3 separate regions of the Homo sapiens genome follow, and all the other regions are linked to region 3. Evidence: read pairs that join two places in POLR2A ChIA-PET (ENCODE). Cell type or tissue: Caco-2. All regions are shown on one strand. Links, peaks and the distances in the headings refer to the core of each region. The heading gives the core; the rest is flanking DNA.

Evidence for each region. ChIA-PET counts read pairs that join two places held together with the same protein. Peaks named below come from ENCODE experiments on the same cell type or tissue, not always from the same donor. Only the 100,000 strongest peaks of a DNase experiment are listed, where the experiment ranks them.
Region 1: POLR2A ChIA-PET joins it to region 3 with 6 read pairs; 6 of 35 experiments call an interaction of 5 or more read pairs at or near these places.
Region 2: POLR2A ChIA-PET joins it to region 3 with 5 read pairs; 2 of 35 experiments call an interaction of 5 or more read pairs at or near these places.

What each region holds. Positions count from the first base shown.
Region 1 is chr5:132,891,600-132,894,099 of GRCh38, reverse strand. It overlaps AFF4 (ALF transcription elongation factor 4), which reads left to right. Exons shown (of 21, transcript NM_014423.4): 12 at 982-1,070; 13 at 1,696-1,936. Among named protein-coding and RNA genes, the nearest start is that of LEAP2, 19 kb to the right of the region's middle. In Caco-2, for the core only: no CTCF peak of the experiment used is centred there; no DNase peak of the experiment used is centred there.
Region 2 is chr5:134,014,812-134,020,992 of GRCh38, reverse strand. It overlaps a transcript of VDAC1 not described here. Among named protein-coding and RNA genes, the nearest start is that of VDAC1, 13 kb to the right of the region's middle. In Caco-2, for the core only: no CTCF peak of the experiment used is centred there; a DNase peak (open chromatin) is centred at 2,362.
Region 3 is chr5:133,040,768-133,046,948 of GRCh38, reverse strand. No RefSeq gene overlaps it. Among named protein-coding and RNA genes, the nearest start is that of HSPA4, 8.2 kb to the left of the region's middle. RefSeq lists an enhancer at 2,998-3,292 and a silencer at 2,998-3,292. In Caco-2, for the core only: no CTCF peak of the experiment used is centred there; a DNase peak (open chromatin) is centred at 3,138.

The DNA.
Region 1 (2,500 bases), core at 1-2,500, 150 kb after region 3:
AGACAACCCAAATGGCCATCACCTGATGAATGACTAAACGAAATGAATAAATTCTATGCAGTGAATACTATTCAGCCATAAATGAGAATGCAGTACTAATCCATGCTGCAACATGGATGAACCTTAAAAATGTTACACTAAATGAAAGGAGCCACAAAGGCCACATATATTGAATGATCCATTTTCCTGAAATGTCTAGAATAGGCAAATCTATAAAGATGAAATGTGATTGCCAGTGTCTGGGGGAGGAGGAGATGGGGAGTGACTACTAATGGGTATAGAGTGTGTTTTCAGGATAATGAAAATATTTTAAAATTCATTAAGCCGGGTGCAGTGGCTCACACCTGTAATCCCAGCACTTTGGGAGGCCAAGGCGGGCGGATCATGAGGTCAGGAGATTGAGACCATCCTGGCCATGGTGAAACCCCGTCTCTACTAAAAATACAAAAAATTAGCTGGGAGGCTGAGGCAGGAGAATCGCTTGAACCTGGGAGGTAGAGGTTGCAGTGAGCTGAGATCGTGCCACTGCACTCCAGCCTGGGCGACAGAACAAGACTCCGTCTGAAAAATAAATAAATAACTAAATAAATAAAATTAAAATTTCATTGTGGTAATGGTTGTACAACTCTGAATATACCAAATGTTATGGAATTGTGCACTTCTAAAGAGTGAATTTTATGTTATGTAAATTATATCTTAATTATAATTTCACAGATACTACCTCCCAAATCATTACATTGAAAAGATGCCATCTTAGAGACTGTAGGAAATGCGTTTCAGTCTCTGGGTTTTGTGTATCTAAAATAGGCGACCTCAGCCTTAAAACCTCATCTTCTTGAATATTATTTAAATGAATTATAGTACTTCTCTTTTATCTTCTTTCTGATGCCTAATCATGGATAAACTCTTTGTGGGTAGCTAGTGCTGGAAGCTGAAGTTAGTTGAATAAAAATCAGACCACGGTTTCTATTTTTCATCTAGAATGAAGATGATAACCGAGCCAGTGAGAGCAAGAAACCCAAAACGGAGGACAAGAATTCAGCAGGCCATAAGCCATCCAGCAACAGAGAGTACGTTCCCAAAACATGTTGCATGCCAGTGTTGTTAATATATGTATATCATTTGATAGTGGGTACTTTCTGACATGCTCTGAGTGTTCCTTTTAGTAAGCAAGTGTTATATAAATGCATACACATAACATATGCCAAATAGTGGGAGCTTTCACTTTTAGCTAATAGGGATGGAAAACATTTAACATTTAATTAGTTCTTCCTTTATTCATTTTTTATTGGGGTAGGGGTGAGTATGGGGGGAGAATTAAAGTAAAGCTATGCCACTTTCTGGTTAGATGGCAAACTTATCTGTAATTTCCAAGAGACTGGTTGCCAACTTAAAAGTGGTAATCTCTTCATTCACCATTCATCAATTTGTTCAATCATTCAGCCAATATTTATTGAGTACTACTGAGTGGTAGGTCAGTTTTTGGCCCTGGATTTACAACCACGGGAATAAAAACAGAGAAGATGCCTACCTTCATGGAATTTACAGTCTTATTTTGTTTTATAGAAATCATGTGTCCTAGTAATCAAATGGGGAAAAACAGATTTGTCTTGAAAGCAGACAAAGAGAAATGGAAAAATCAATTACCCCTGTATTACTGTGTGGAGAAATGAAGGCATTCGTTTGGTTTGGCAGGTCATCTAAGCAGAGTGCTGCAAAAGAAAAGGATTTGTTGCCTTCTCCCGCTGGGCCTGTTCCTTCAAAAGATCCAAAAACAGAGCATGGCTCTCGGAAGAGGACTATTAGTCAGTCTTCTTCCTTAAAGTCAAGCAGTAACAGCAACAAGGAGACGAGTGGCAGCAGCAAAAACAGTTCCTCCACATCAAAGCAGAAGAAGACCGAAGGGAAGACTTCCAGTAGCTCCAAGGAGGTTAAGGTAAAGTGTTGGGGGCCTGGGGCTTTTGAAAATCATTCAACTTGCCATGTGACTTTTCCAGGGTGACACTGTGCTTTGAAATTATTGTAACATCTCAGTAAATATATAGGCCTATGTCTTTTACCCTCTATATGTAATAATCCTGATAAATGAATACAGTGATATAAGACTGTGAAGGTGGTAAGTCAGCTGGTCACATACATATTGAAAGAAAAACCCTTGGGTACAGTGGCTCATACCTGTAGTCCCAGCTATTTGGGAGGCTAAGATGGAAGGATCATTTGAGGAATTTGAGTCCAGCCTGGGCAATGTGGTGAGACCCTGTCTGTAAAAGAACTTTAAAATTTAAAAAAAAAAAAAAAAGATAGAAACCAGTCATTGGAAAAGTTGGTTATGGAAGCTTTTAAAATAAGAACTAAGTGGTTCTAGTTGCTAAGATTGAGTTGTTGTATATTGTTTGAAATAGGCTTTGAGTTTCTCAGAATTATACTTTACAAACAAGTTATATTACGTAAAGTGACAAAGCAATCATTTGACTTTGATTCATGAAATAGAAAAAGAAAT
Region 2 (6,181 bases), core at 1,388-3,887, 970 kb before region 3:
AGAGACAAGGTCTCCTTATGTTGCCCAGGCTGGTCTCAAACTCCTGGGCTCAAGCAATCCTCCCACCTCGGCCTCCCAAAGTTCTGGGATTACAAGAGTGAGCCCCTGTGACTGGCCTCCCCAGAAGGCTTTGTAAAGATGCCTGTTCCATAGCTGGGCATGGTGGTGGGCGCCTGTAATCCCAGCTACTTGGGAGGCTGAGGCAGGAGAATGGCGTGAACCCGGGAGGCGGAGCTTGCAGTGAGCCGAGATCGCGCCACTGCACTCCAGCCTGGGTGACTGAGCGAGACTCCACCTCAAAAAACAAACAAACAAACAAACAAACAAACAAACAAACAAAAAAGAAGCCTGTTCCATAATCCCTGAAAAATGCAGCATGTTTATATACCTTTTGAGGCTTGTGGAGAGGTTATATGGCCCAGGGCCTTATGACTGGGCAGGATGACACTGAAGCCACACCAAGTAGGGAGGAAGCAAAGCTGGATTCTCTCCCTCTTCAGATTTAAGTGTGCGGAATTGGGAAGTTTATGTTTGGGGTTTAGCGATACAAGGGGTGGGGTCCTTGGCTGTGGTGATGGGGAGGAGCCTTTAGCACAGTTAAGGGGAAGCAAATATTTCCTCAGGGGTAAACAGGAGCTGGGGAGGGGTGAGCGGGGGAGTCGTGGAAGAACCTGTTTTGTAACAGGTTGGGTGGCAGGCTGCTAGGTTTAGATTTGAACCTGAAACTTTTGGACTTTGAGAGGCATCTGAGGCTGTTGCTGCCTCTGACTATGCTGGCTCTGGCAGGAAAGGCTTTATCTGTGGCTTGGCGAAACAGTGGCATTAGAAAAAGGTGGGACTGAATGAGTTTTAGGAAAGCCATGATATTCCCAGAGAAAATCCTGATGGTCAGCATACCCCTCCCCACACAGTCTCTCTTCAAGCAGGAAAGGCTAGAGAGTAGGTCACAGGGGGCAGGTATGAAAGGATGGGGTGAGGACAAAGGCAGGGACGCTTGCGAGCTCATTAGCCAACCTGGCTATTAATTGTGTATCTACCTGTCATTGCCCATGTCAGAGAGAAAGTCGTTCCTGGCAACCAGGACAGAGGAGGAGGTGTTGGTGTGGGGCCAGTGAGGAAGCAAGTCCTCTCCAGATTCAGGAGGAGGCTAGAGAAATAAGAGCACATAGGCAGTGTGGTCTCAGACAGGCCAGGTGCTTGGTCTGATACCAGGCCTCAGTCAGCCAGGAGAAGTCAGTCCTCATTCAGGTGCATGTGCGTATGTGATGGGGGTTGGGGCAGCTGTGGGATAGTGCAACCTTAGAGTTGTTGTAGCCTTAGGTAGAGAAATGTGGCTTCTGTTATGTTGCTGCCTGGAAGGATAGGAGGTGGGGAAATAAATACTCTATTTTTTGTTTGTTTGTTTGTTTGTTTGAGCCAGAGTCTTGCTCTGTCACCCAGGCTGCATCACAGTGGTACGATCATGGCTCACTGCAGCCTTAATCTCCTGGGCTTAAGTAATCCACCTACTTCAGCCTCCTCAGTAGCTGGGACTACAGGTGTTCACCACCATATCTGGCTAATATTTTTTAATTTTTCATAGAGACAGAGTCTCACTATGTTTCACAGGCTGGTCCTGAACTCCTGGGCTCAAGCAATCCGCCTCCCTTAGACTCCCAAAGTGCTGGGTTTATAGGTGGGAGCTACTGTGGCTGGCCAAAGTTGTGGTTTTTGCAGTCTTTTGTGATCATTCTTGTAATTAGGTGTACATGCAGGAGAACCTTCCCTTCACGGCCTTCCCTGTGTCTACTTGTAGGGTTTTTTTTTGTTTGCTTGTTTTTTGTTAACACGAATGACTCCATTTTCATTCCAACACCTTCACACATTTTATAAGTAACTGGAGGGACTCAGTGCGATCTTATCCTAACAGTCACATTTTATTACAGGGGAAGGATACAGATTAAAATCAGCCAAGCGGGGAGATGCGAGATGCATGGGGCAGAGTCAAGGAGGGTTCCAAACACAGAGCTTCCATTGTCCTTTCCTGATGGAGGCATATGGAGAGTGTGCAGTCCTCCCGGTGATGATGCGTAGGGGTAAACATGGAGTCTTGCCAACCAGGAAAATTCACCCTAGACTTGGGACCTAGAGTTTTTACTGGGGCTCCCTGGTCAAATGCCCACAGGGCTGACATCGTCTCCATTCTCCAGAGATCCAGCTGAGCATGCTTGACTCAAAGTCCTCACCCTGAATCACATATTAGTTTATCCAATGTGGCCAACCCCACCCTAAATCACATTGTTCGTTTATCTGGTGTGGCCAGCCTCTGCCCTAAATATCCTCCTATCTGGCATGACATTGCAAGGGCTTAGAGATTACCTTCTGGAAGCTGAGGGCAAAGTCCAGGCCTCTCCCTGGGCAAGGTTAAATTATTTACTCCACAGGCAGACTAAACAGTCCCCAGCCCACGCCAAGGCTGTGAGTCCATTGTTTCTGGCAGATTGACAACCCAAGAGGCACGATTCCTATAGCTGTCCCCCAGGTGTGTGATATGGTTTGGATATGTGTCTCCTCCAAATCTCATGTTGGAATATGAGCCCCAGTGTTGGAGGTGGGGCCTGGTGGGAGGTGTTTTAGTCATGGGGGCAGATCCCTCGTGAATGGCTTGGTGCCCTCCGCAAGGTAATGAGTGAGTTCATGCTCTGTTAGTTCATGCTAGAGCTGGTTGTTTGAAGGAATCTGGGTCCTCCTCCTTCTCTCCCTTGCTCCTGCTCTTGCCACATGATGTACCTGCTCCTTGTTGGCCTTCTGCCATGATTGGAAGCTTCCTCGTTAGGAGACACTCACAGGCCTCACCAGAAGCCGAGCAGATGCCCGCACCATGCTTTTTTGTGCAGCCTGCAGAAGAACCATGAGCCAGTTAAACCTCTTTTCTTTATAAATTACCCAGCCTCAGGTATTTCTTCATGGCAACACAAACACGGACTAACACAGTGTGCAACCTGCATAGAGGGGTGATAAGCCCATCTACGTCAGTCACCTGCCTTTATGCCACACGTCATTCATCATCTATTCAGTTATTTGTTTTTATTTATTTTTTTGAGACGGAGTCTCGCTCTGTTGCCCAGGCTGGAGTGCAGTGGCACAATCTCGGCTCACTGCAAGCTCCGCCTCCTGGGTTCACACCATTCTCCTGCCTCAGCCTCTCGAGTAGCTGGGACTACAGTCGCCTGCCACTAAGCCCGGCTAATTTTTTGTATTTTTAGTAGAGACGGGGTTTCACCGTGTTAGCCAGGATGGTCTTGATCTCCTGACCTCGTGATCCGCCCACCTCGGCCTCCCAAAGTGCTGGGATTACAAGCGTGAGCCACCATGCCCAGCCTATTCAGTTATTTGTTTACTCACCATTTATTATTTATTAAGTATTAGTAATACCTAAGATATGGCAGGCACTATGGAAAGAACACAAGCATGGACAAAGCAGAGCTGGTCCCTGCCCTCACGTCCTCACTCTAGCAAGGAAGCCAGAGCAAACCAATGATGAAATGCTTTTTTTTGAGATGGAGTTTCGCTCTTGTTGCCCAGGCTGGAGTGCGATGGTGTGATCTCAGCTCACTGCAACCTCCACCTCCAGGTTCTCCTGCCTCAGCCTCCCGAGTAGCTGGGATTACAGGCATGTGCCACTACGCCCGGCTAATTTTGTATTTTTAGTAGAGATGGGGTTTCTCCATGTTGGTCAGGCTGGTCTCGAACTCCTGACCTCAGGTGATCCACCCGCCTCAGCCTCCCAAAGTGGTGGGATTACAGGCATGAGCCACCGCGCCCGGCTTGAAATACTTATAAATTGCTACAAGCTATGAAGGAAACAGAGGGCTGAGCTCAGAATAAGGAAAGAGAGGAGAAAAGAATCTGTGTTAGATTTTGTGGCAGGGAAGGTAGATTGAAGAAGTTCCCGTTTAAGCAGAGGCCAGAGAATGAGAAGGCACCAGCCATCTGGGAAGAACATGCCCAGGAGAGGGGCACATGGGCCTTGCTGCCATGCCCCCTACAGACTGTGAAAGTAGAAACACAGCCCTTTCCTTGTGGCTGACATAGTCTGGTCAGGATCCAAGCTTTGCAAGTCGTGCATGGCCAGGGTCTCAGCCGTACACATCCCCTGTGCTGATGCAGTGTGTAAGCCACACAACCCTACACAGCAGGTTTGGACAGACAGTGCCTGAAAGCCAGCACCCTGTGCAGCTCTACCAGGCTGGCACCAAGATGCCAGGCCATTTTAATTGCATCTGGCCTCATCCACATTTTATTTTTATTTTTCTATTTTTCATGCTCCCTGTCCTTGCATTTGTCCACATTTTAAATAATAAAAAACAAAGTGGTGCCCGTTAGCAGAGGCCATGGTGACAGAAACTGGGACATTCTTCAAGTCCCAGCCACTTAGGCATAAATGCAAGTCAAGTGGAAGCGACAGCTCCATTTTCGGCTCGAGGAAAAACTGCTTGGGTCCACTCACTGGTGGGGTATGGAGAAGGGGTTCCATGTCCCTTGCAATACAAAGGGATCTCAGCCTAATTTTTTCCTGCTTTTCTTTAACCTTTATCAGGGACCAGAGTGTGCTGAGCAAAGGGGGAAGCCCTTGCCTTCTCAACTCAGAATTTTCTGGTAGGATTCCAGCCCCAGGCCAGTTCTTCTTACAACACCCACTCCCCATCACAGCCATGTGCACAGGCACACACAGTCCCTCTCAGAGAACGTCACAGGTACCAGCACTGGGCCCGAGTTTGCTGTACAATAATAATGAGATCTGCACTTACCCCAAATTGCAATCTGTCTTATGCAGCAAGAATCCCTGCCTCTTTCCTGATCGTTTGATTTTAATACCACACCCGGCCTCCTTTAAAAGTTGGAGGCCTCCTTTAAAAGTTGGAGGCCAGGTGTGGGGGCTCATGCCTGTAATCTTAGCACTTTGGAAAGCCGAGATGGGCAGATTGCTTGAGCTTACAAGTTTGAGACCAGCCTGGGCAACATGGCAAACCCCCATCTCTACAAAAAATACAAAAATTGCCTGGGTGTAGACGGGGCACCGTGGCTCATGCCTGTAATCCCAGCACTTTGGGAGGCCGAGGCAGGCAGATCACAAGGTCAGGAGTTCAAGACCAGCCTGGCCAATATGGTGAAACCCCGTCTCTACTAAAAATACAAAAATTAGCTGGGTGTGGTGGCGTGTGCCTGTAGTCCCAGCTACTCGGGAGGCTGAGGCAGGAGAATCGCTTGAACCCGGGAGGCGGAGGTTGCAGTGAGCTGAGATGGTGCCATTGCACTCCAGCCTGGGTGACAGAGCGAGACTCCGTCTCAAAAAATAAAAAAGTGATTCAAAAAAGAAAAAAAAAATCGTTCAAGCAATTCTCCTGCCTCAGCCCCCCGAATAGCTGGGATTACAGGTGCTCCTTACAACCTTGCCATTTGCCTTAGTTCATCCAGACTGCTATGACAAAATGCCATAGACTGGGTGGCTTATAAATAACAAAGTTATTTCTCACAGTTCTGGAGGCTGGAAGTTTAAGATCAATGTTCCAGAAGATTCAATGTGTGTTGTGGGCTTGCTCTCTGGTTCATAGATGGCACTTTATTTTTCTTTTTTCAATTTTTCTTTTAGATTCAGGGGTTACGTGTGCAGATTTGTTACAAGGGTATATTGCATGGTGCTGAGGTTTGGGGTATGATTGAACCTGTCATCCAGGTATTGAGCATAGTACCCAACAGGTAGTTTTTCAACCCTTGCCCCCCTCTCTCCCTCCCTCCCCTCTCTTGTAGTCCACAGTGTCTATTGTTCCCATATTTATGTCCATGTGTATCCAATGTTTAGCTCCCACTTATAAGTGAGAACATGCAGTATTTGGTTTTCTATTCCTGCATTCATTCACTCAGAATAATGGCCTCCAGCTGCATCCATGTTGCTGCAAAGGACATGATTTCATTATTTTTTATGACTGTGTAGTATTCCGCCATATATATGTACCATATTTTCTTTATTCCATCCACCACTGATGGGCACCTAGGTTGACTCCATGTCTCTGCTATTGTGAATCACGCTGTGACAAACCTACATGTGCATTTGTCTTTTTGGTAGAATGATTTATTTTCTTTTTTTGAGATGAAGTCTCACTCTGTTGCCCAAGTTGGAGTGCAGTGGCACGATCTTGGC
Region 3 (6,181 bases), core at 1,883-4,382:
AGACCATCCTGGCTAACACAGTGAAACCCTGTCTCTACTAAAAATACAAAAAATTAGCCAGGCATGGTGGCGGGTGCATGTAGTCCTAGCTACTCAGAAGGCTGATGCAGGAGAATGGCATGAATCTGGGAGGCGGAGCTTGCAGTGAGCTGAGATCACGCCACTGCACTCCAAACTGGGCGACAGAGCAAGACTCTGGGGAAAAAAAAAAAGAGGAAGGAAAGAAAGAAAGAATGAAATGAATGGGGGTCTCACTACATTGCTCAGACAGGTCTTGAATTCCTGGCCTCAAGCAGTTCTCCCACCTCGGCCTCCCAAACTGTGTTTCACAGGACAGCGTTTGTTCTAGGAGATATCGATAGGTTAATGTTACCATGTTTAAGGTTCTGAGAAGTCCTGTGGGAAACCTCTTTAACTTTGTATAATCATAAATAGAAATATAAGAAATACTGGGGGCTGGGGGCAGTGGCTCACGCCTGTAATCCCAGCACTTTGGGGGGCCGAGGTGGGCAGATCACGAGGTCAGGAGTTCGAGACCAGCCTGACCAATATGGTGAAACCCCTTCTCTACCAGAAATACAAAAATTAGGCGTGGTGGCACACACCTATAACCCCAGCAACCCAGGAGGCTGAGGCAGGAGAATCACTTGAACCCGGGAAGAAGAGATTGCAGTGAGCTGAGATCGCACCACTGCACTCCAGCCTGAAACACAGAGCAAGACTCTGTCAAAAAAAAAAAAAAAAAACACAACTACCAGATTAATGGCTGGGCACAGTGGCTCACGCCTGTAATCCCAGAACTTTGGGAGGCCGAGGAGGGCAGATCACAAGGTCAAGAGATCAAGACCATCCTGGCCGACATGGTGTAACCCCATCTCTATGAAGAATACAAAAATTAGCCGGGTGTAACACTGCGCGCCTGTAGTCCTAGCTGCTCAGGAGGCTGAGGCAGAAGAATTGCTTGAACCCAGGAGGCAGAGGCTGCAGTGAGCCGAGATCGTGCCACTGCACTCCAGCCTGGGCAACAGAACAAGACTTCTCAAACAAAAAAAAGAAAAAAGAGAAATACCGGGTTAAAAATACTGGGAGAACATAGTTTAGTCTTCTGCTTTTTTTACTCAAGCTTTTTTTTTTTAGTTGGAGTCTCACTCTGTTGCCCAGGCTGGAGTGCAGTGGCGTGATCTCCGCTCACTGCAACCTCTACCTCCTGGGTTCAAGCGATTCCCCCTGCCTCAGCCTTCCAGGTAGCTGGGATTACAGATGCCCACCACCATGCCCAGCTAATTTTTTTGGGGGGGGGGTTTGAGACGGACTCTCACTCTTGTTGCCCAGGCTGGAGTGCAATGGCACAATCTCAGCTCACCGCAACCTCTGCCTCCAAGGTTCAAGCGATTTTCCTGCCTCAACCTCCCGAGTAGCTGGGATTAGAGACATGCACCACCACACCCGGCTAATTTTGTATTTTTGGTAGAGACAGGGTTTCTCCTTGTTGGTCAGGCTGGTCTCAAACTCCTGACCTAAGGTGATCCACCCACCTTGGCCTCCCAAAGTGCTGGGATTACAGACGTGAGTCACTGCACCTGGCCAATTTTTGTATTTTTAGTAGAGACAGGGTTTCACTATTTTGCCAGGCTGGACTCAAACTCTTGACCTGAAGTGATCCACCCACCTTGGCCTCCCAAAGTGTTGGGATTACAGGCCTGAGCCACCTCGCATGGCCACTCAAGCATTTTTCTAAGCATAACGCTTTTTTATTTGACACAGGGTCTCATTCTGTGGCCCAGGCTGGAGTGCAATGGCTTGATCATGGTACACTGCAACTTCAACCTCCCTGGCTCAGGCCGTCCTCCTGCTTCAGCCTCCTGAGTAGTCAGGCCACAAGTGCATGCCACCACACCCAGCTAATTTTGTAATTATTTGTGTATATGGGGGTCTCTCTTTGTTGCCCAGACTGGACTTGAACTCCTATGTTCAAGTGATCCTCCCACCTTGGCCTCCCAAAGTGCTGGAATTACAGGCATGAGCCACCATGCCAGGCCCATAATGCTCTTTTGATACAAAAACTACCATCACAGTTCACTTCTCTTTTTTTTTTTTTTTTTGAGATGCAGTCTCACTGTGTTGCCAGGCTGGAGTGCAGTGGCACGATCTTGGCTCACTGCAACCTCTGACTCCCTGGTTCAAGTGATTCTCCTGCCTCAGCCTCCTGAGTAGCTGGGATTACAGGCACGCGCCACCACGCCCAGCTAATTTTTGTATTTTTAATAGAGACGGGGTTTCACCATGTTGGCCCGGATTGTCTGGGTCTCCTGACCTCGTGATCCACTCACCTCGGCCTCCCAAAGTGCTGGGATTACAGGAATGAGCCACCGCTCCCGGCCTCACAATTCACTTCTAACTCCAAATTGGCTAAAATCCCAGGGTCTTTACTCCACTCTGGCTATCAAACTGTCGGCTTACATAACAGCACTATGATCTCATCCAGTGGCCTTTTCTCTTAAGCCCTATTTTTTTGTCCTTATTCAGGCTGGTTCACTTAATGTATATGGCTTGCAGCGTCATTAGTAGTCCCAGTGCTTTCCCTCTTTGTAACTTTTAAATGCTGGGGGAGGCTGGGTTCAGTGGCTCACGCCTGTAATCCCAGCACTTTGGGAGGCCGAGGCGGGCAGATCACGAGGTCAGGAGATTGAGACCATACTAGCTAACATGGTGAAACCCTGTCTCTCCTAAAAATACAAAAAAATTAGCCAGGTGTGGTGGCGGGCACCTGTAATCCCAGCTACTCGGGAGGCTGAGGCAGGAGATGGCATGAACCCAGGAGGCGGAGCTTACAGTGAGCCGAGATCCTGCCACTGCACTCCAGCCTGGGCGACAGAGCGAGACGCCGTCTCAAAAAAAAAAAAAAAAAAAAAAAAAAAGTGCTGGGGGAACACTGCACAGATTTCTCTGGGCCATATAAGCTGACATTCTGAAATTTTAAACCTTCCGTCTAGGCCCCTTGATCACCAGTGATTTTCCTGACATGACTCACATTTTCACTGGCTCCAACACTCCTCACCTAGCCCCAGACTAGGTTTTTTTCCACCTCTGGCAGCTAACGTTCCAACTCCACCCCCAAGTCCTCCCTATTGGCCTAGTCTGCTGATGCCCAACATGACTCCTCCTCAGCCCAGCTCTGCTCTAGCCTGGCCTGTCCCTGTCCTGTCCCTAAGTATAGAGGCCCCTACAGGGAACTGTACTGCAGTAATAGCAGCTGCCATCTCATTCCTGCAACTTACAAAACTTTTTTTTTTTTTTTTGAGACAGAGTCTCACTCTGTTTCCCAGGCTTGAGTGCAATGGCATGATCTCAGCTTACTGCAACCTCCGCCTCCCGGGTTCAAGCGATTCTCCTTCCTCAGCCTCCCAAGTAGCTGGGACTACAAGCGCTCACTACCACACCCAGCTAATTTGTTTGTATTTTTAATAAAGATGGGTTTTCACCATTTTGGCCAGGCTGGTCTCGAACCCCTGACCTCAGGTGATCCACCCACCTCAGCTTCCCAAAGTGCTGGGATTACAGGTGTGAGCCACCTCGCCCTGCCCAGAGTGTGAATATTTGCAATTTGATAAAGGATCAGTGTGATGGTTAATACTGAGCGTCAACTTGATTGGATTGAAGGGTGCAATATTGATCCTGAGTGTCTGTGAGAGTGTTGCCTGGGAAGATTAACATTTGAGTCAGTGGGCTAGGGAAGTAGATGGTGGGCAGGCTGGGAATTAGATGGTGGGCGCCATCTAATCAGCCACCAGTGAATATAAAGCAGGCAGAAAAACATGAAGTGATGAGAGGGGCCTAGCTTCCCAGCCTACATCTTTCTCCTGTGCTGGATGCTTCCTGCCCTCAAACATCGGACTCCAGGTTCCTCAGTTTTGGGACTCGGACTGGCTCTCCTTGCTCCTCAGCTTGCAGACAGTCTATTGTGGGACCCTGTGATCATTTAAGTTAATACTTAATAAACTCTTCTTTATATATATATGAGGGTCCTACTTATACTAAAAAGATCACTTTTGGCCGGGCGCGGTGGCTCATGCCTGCAATCCCAGCGCTGTGGGAGGCCGAGGCAGGCAGATTGCCTGGGGTCAGGAGTTCGAGACCAGCCTGGCTAACATGGTGAAACCCCGTCTCTACTAAAAATACAAAATAATTAGCCAGGAGTGGTGGTGCGCCCCTGTAGTCCCAGCTACTCAGGAGGCTGAGGCAGGAGAATCGCTTGAACCCGGGAGGCGGAGGTTGCAGTGAGCCGAGATTGCGCCACTGCACTCCAGCCTGGGCGACAGATCAAGACTACGTCTCAATACATACATACATACATACACACACACACACATACATAAAATTAAAAAGTCACTTTTAGCAGTTTTAGAATAGTACCTGAAATATCTCCATTAGGGCTTCTCTCTCATGTTCTTTCCAAGGGCATCCTCTCTCAAAGTAAAATTCCTTTCCAAGGTTAGGAGACAAAGTAACAGTCTGAGATCTCCCCGTGAATGAAGACAAATGATAACCACAGAAATGAGGGGAGTTTAGGAAGAAGTATGTAATACAGTCACATGCACAAGAAGGAAGGCTCAAAGGGGCAAAGGCAGACAAACCTTACCAACTTTACTGTTCTGTTGAAGGGGCTGACTGTGCACTATCTAATCCATTAGGGTAGGCTTGTTTTTGGAGAGTGGCGAAAATAATTTAACATTAATAACAGAACCCTTTTAAAGGAATGGAAAGTTATGTGGCAGCATATTGAATCCCTCTAGAGATCCTACCATAGGCCAAATCAGGTTGCTGTTTTAATTCAAAACCACCAGGAGGTTGGGCACAGTGACTCATGCCTGCAATCCCAACACTTTTGGAAGCTGAGACAGGAGGATTGCTTGAGCCCAGTAGATGGAGGCTGCAGTGAACCCTGTTCATGCCACTACACTCCAGCCTGGGAGATGAAGTGAAACCACCTAAAAATAATAAAACAATCATGCCACTGCACTCCAGCCTGGTGACAGAGTGAGACTCCGTCTCAAAAATAATAATAATAAATAAAAATAATAAAACAAAAACCCACACACACCATGAGAAGATAAGAAGGAATCAAAAGATAGGACTCTGAATACCATAGCCTAACTATAGAATACAGGGTACCTGGACCAACCAAACTTTCCTCTAGGTGCATCATTACTCTTCATTTGTTTGGGTCTGATTTGGTCAAATCTTAACTCAGTATTCAGTGGGTACATGGAGTAGCTTCAAAGGGACTTTGAATATGAAGTTGCAAGCCAGATTGCAAAGGTACTATGAACTTAAAGTTACAAGCCCAATTGTGGGTGTGTGGGCATGCAGGCACATGTAACATAGGGAGAGACAATGCCTGCGTGCCTGACCTAGGGAGGAGGGGATAAATTAAGAAGATTGGAGAAGGAAGGGACAGATCAGAAAACAAAGAATGAAGACCTGTGGTCCCTGGCTGGTTTTGGAAGGCTGCTCTTAACACTTCTGCCTGGCAGTTAAAATCCCATAAACTCACATCTTGAACTTCTGGGAGATCATTCCCAGAAACAGGCCATTCTTTTCCTAGTGTAGGCAGGCCCCTGCATGCCTGTTCCTGAGACCTCACTGCATGCAAGGATGAAGAGGAGGAGGTGCAGCCTCAGTTCAAGGAATATGGCCTAAGAAGCGCAAGAGTGAAAAATGGTGGCTGGGTGAGGTGGCTCATGCCTGTAATCCTAGCACTTTGGGAGGCCGAGGCAGGTGGATTGCCTGAGCTCAGGAGCTCGAGACCAGCATGGGCAAGATGGTGAAATCCTGTCTCTACTAAAACACAAAAAATTAGCCAGGCGTGGTGGCAGGCGCCTGTAATCCCAGCTACTCAGGAGGCTGAGACAGGAGAATTGCTTGAACCTGGAAGGCGGAGGTTGCAGTGAGCCAAAATCATGCCACTGCACTCCAGCCTGGGCGACACAGCAAGACTCCATCTCAAAAAAAAAAGAAAAGAAAAGAAAAGAAAAAGAAAAGTGGCAATTAAAGGGAAACGTACATAAAAGAACCAGGCCTCCTCTTTTGAGAACCACTGAAGTCAAGGATTTCATTTATTTGCCTTCTCTGAGTACACAGGTTTGCTGATTCTATCTCTCCCCACCTAGACACACACACA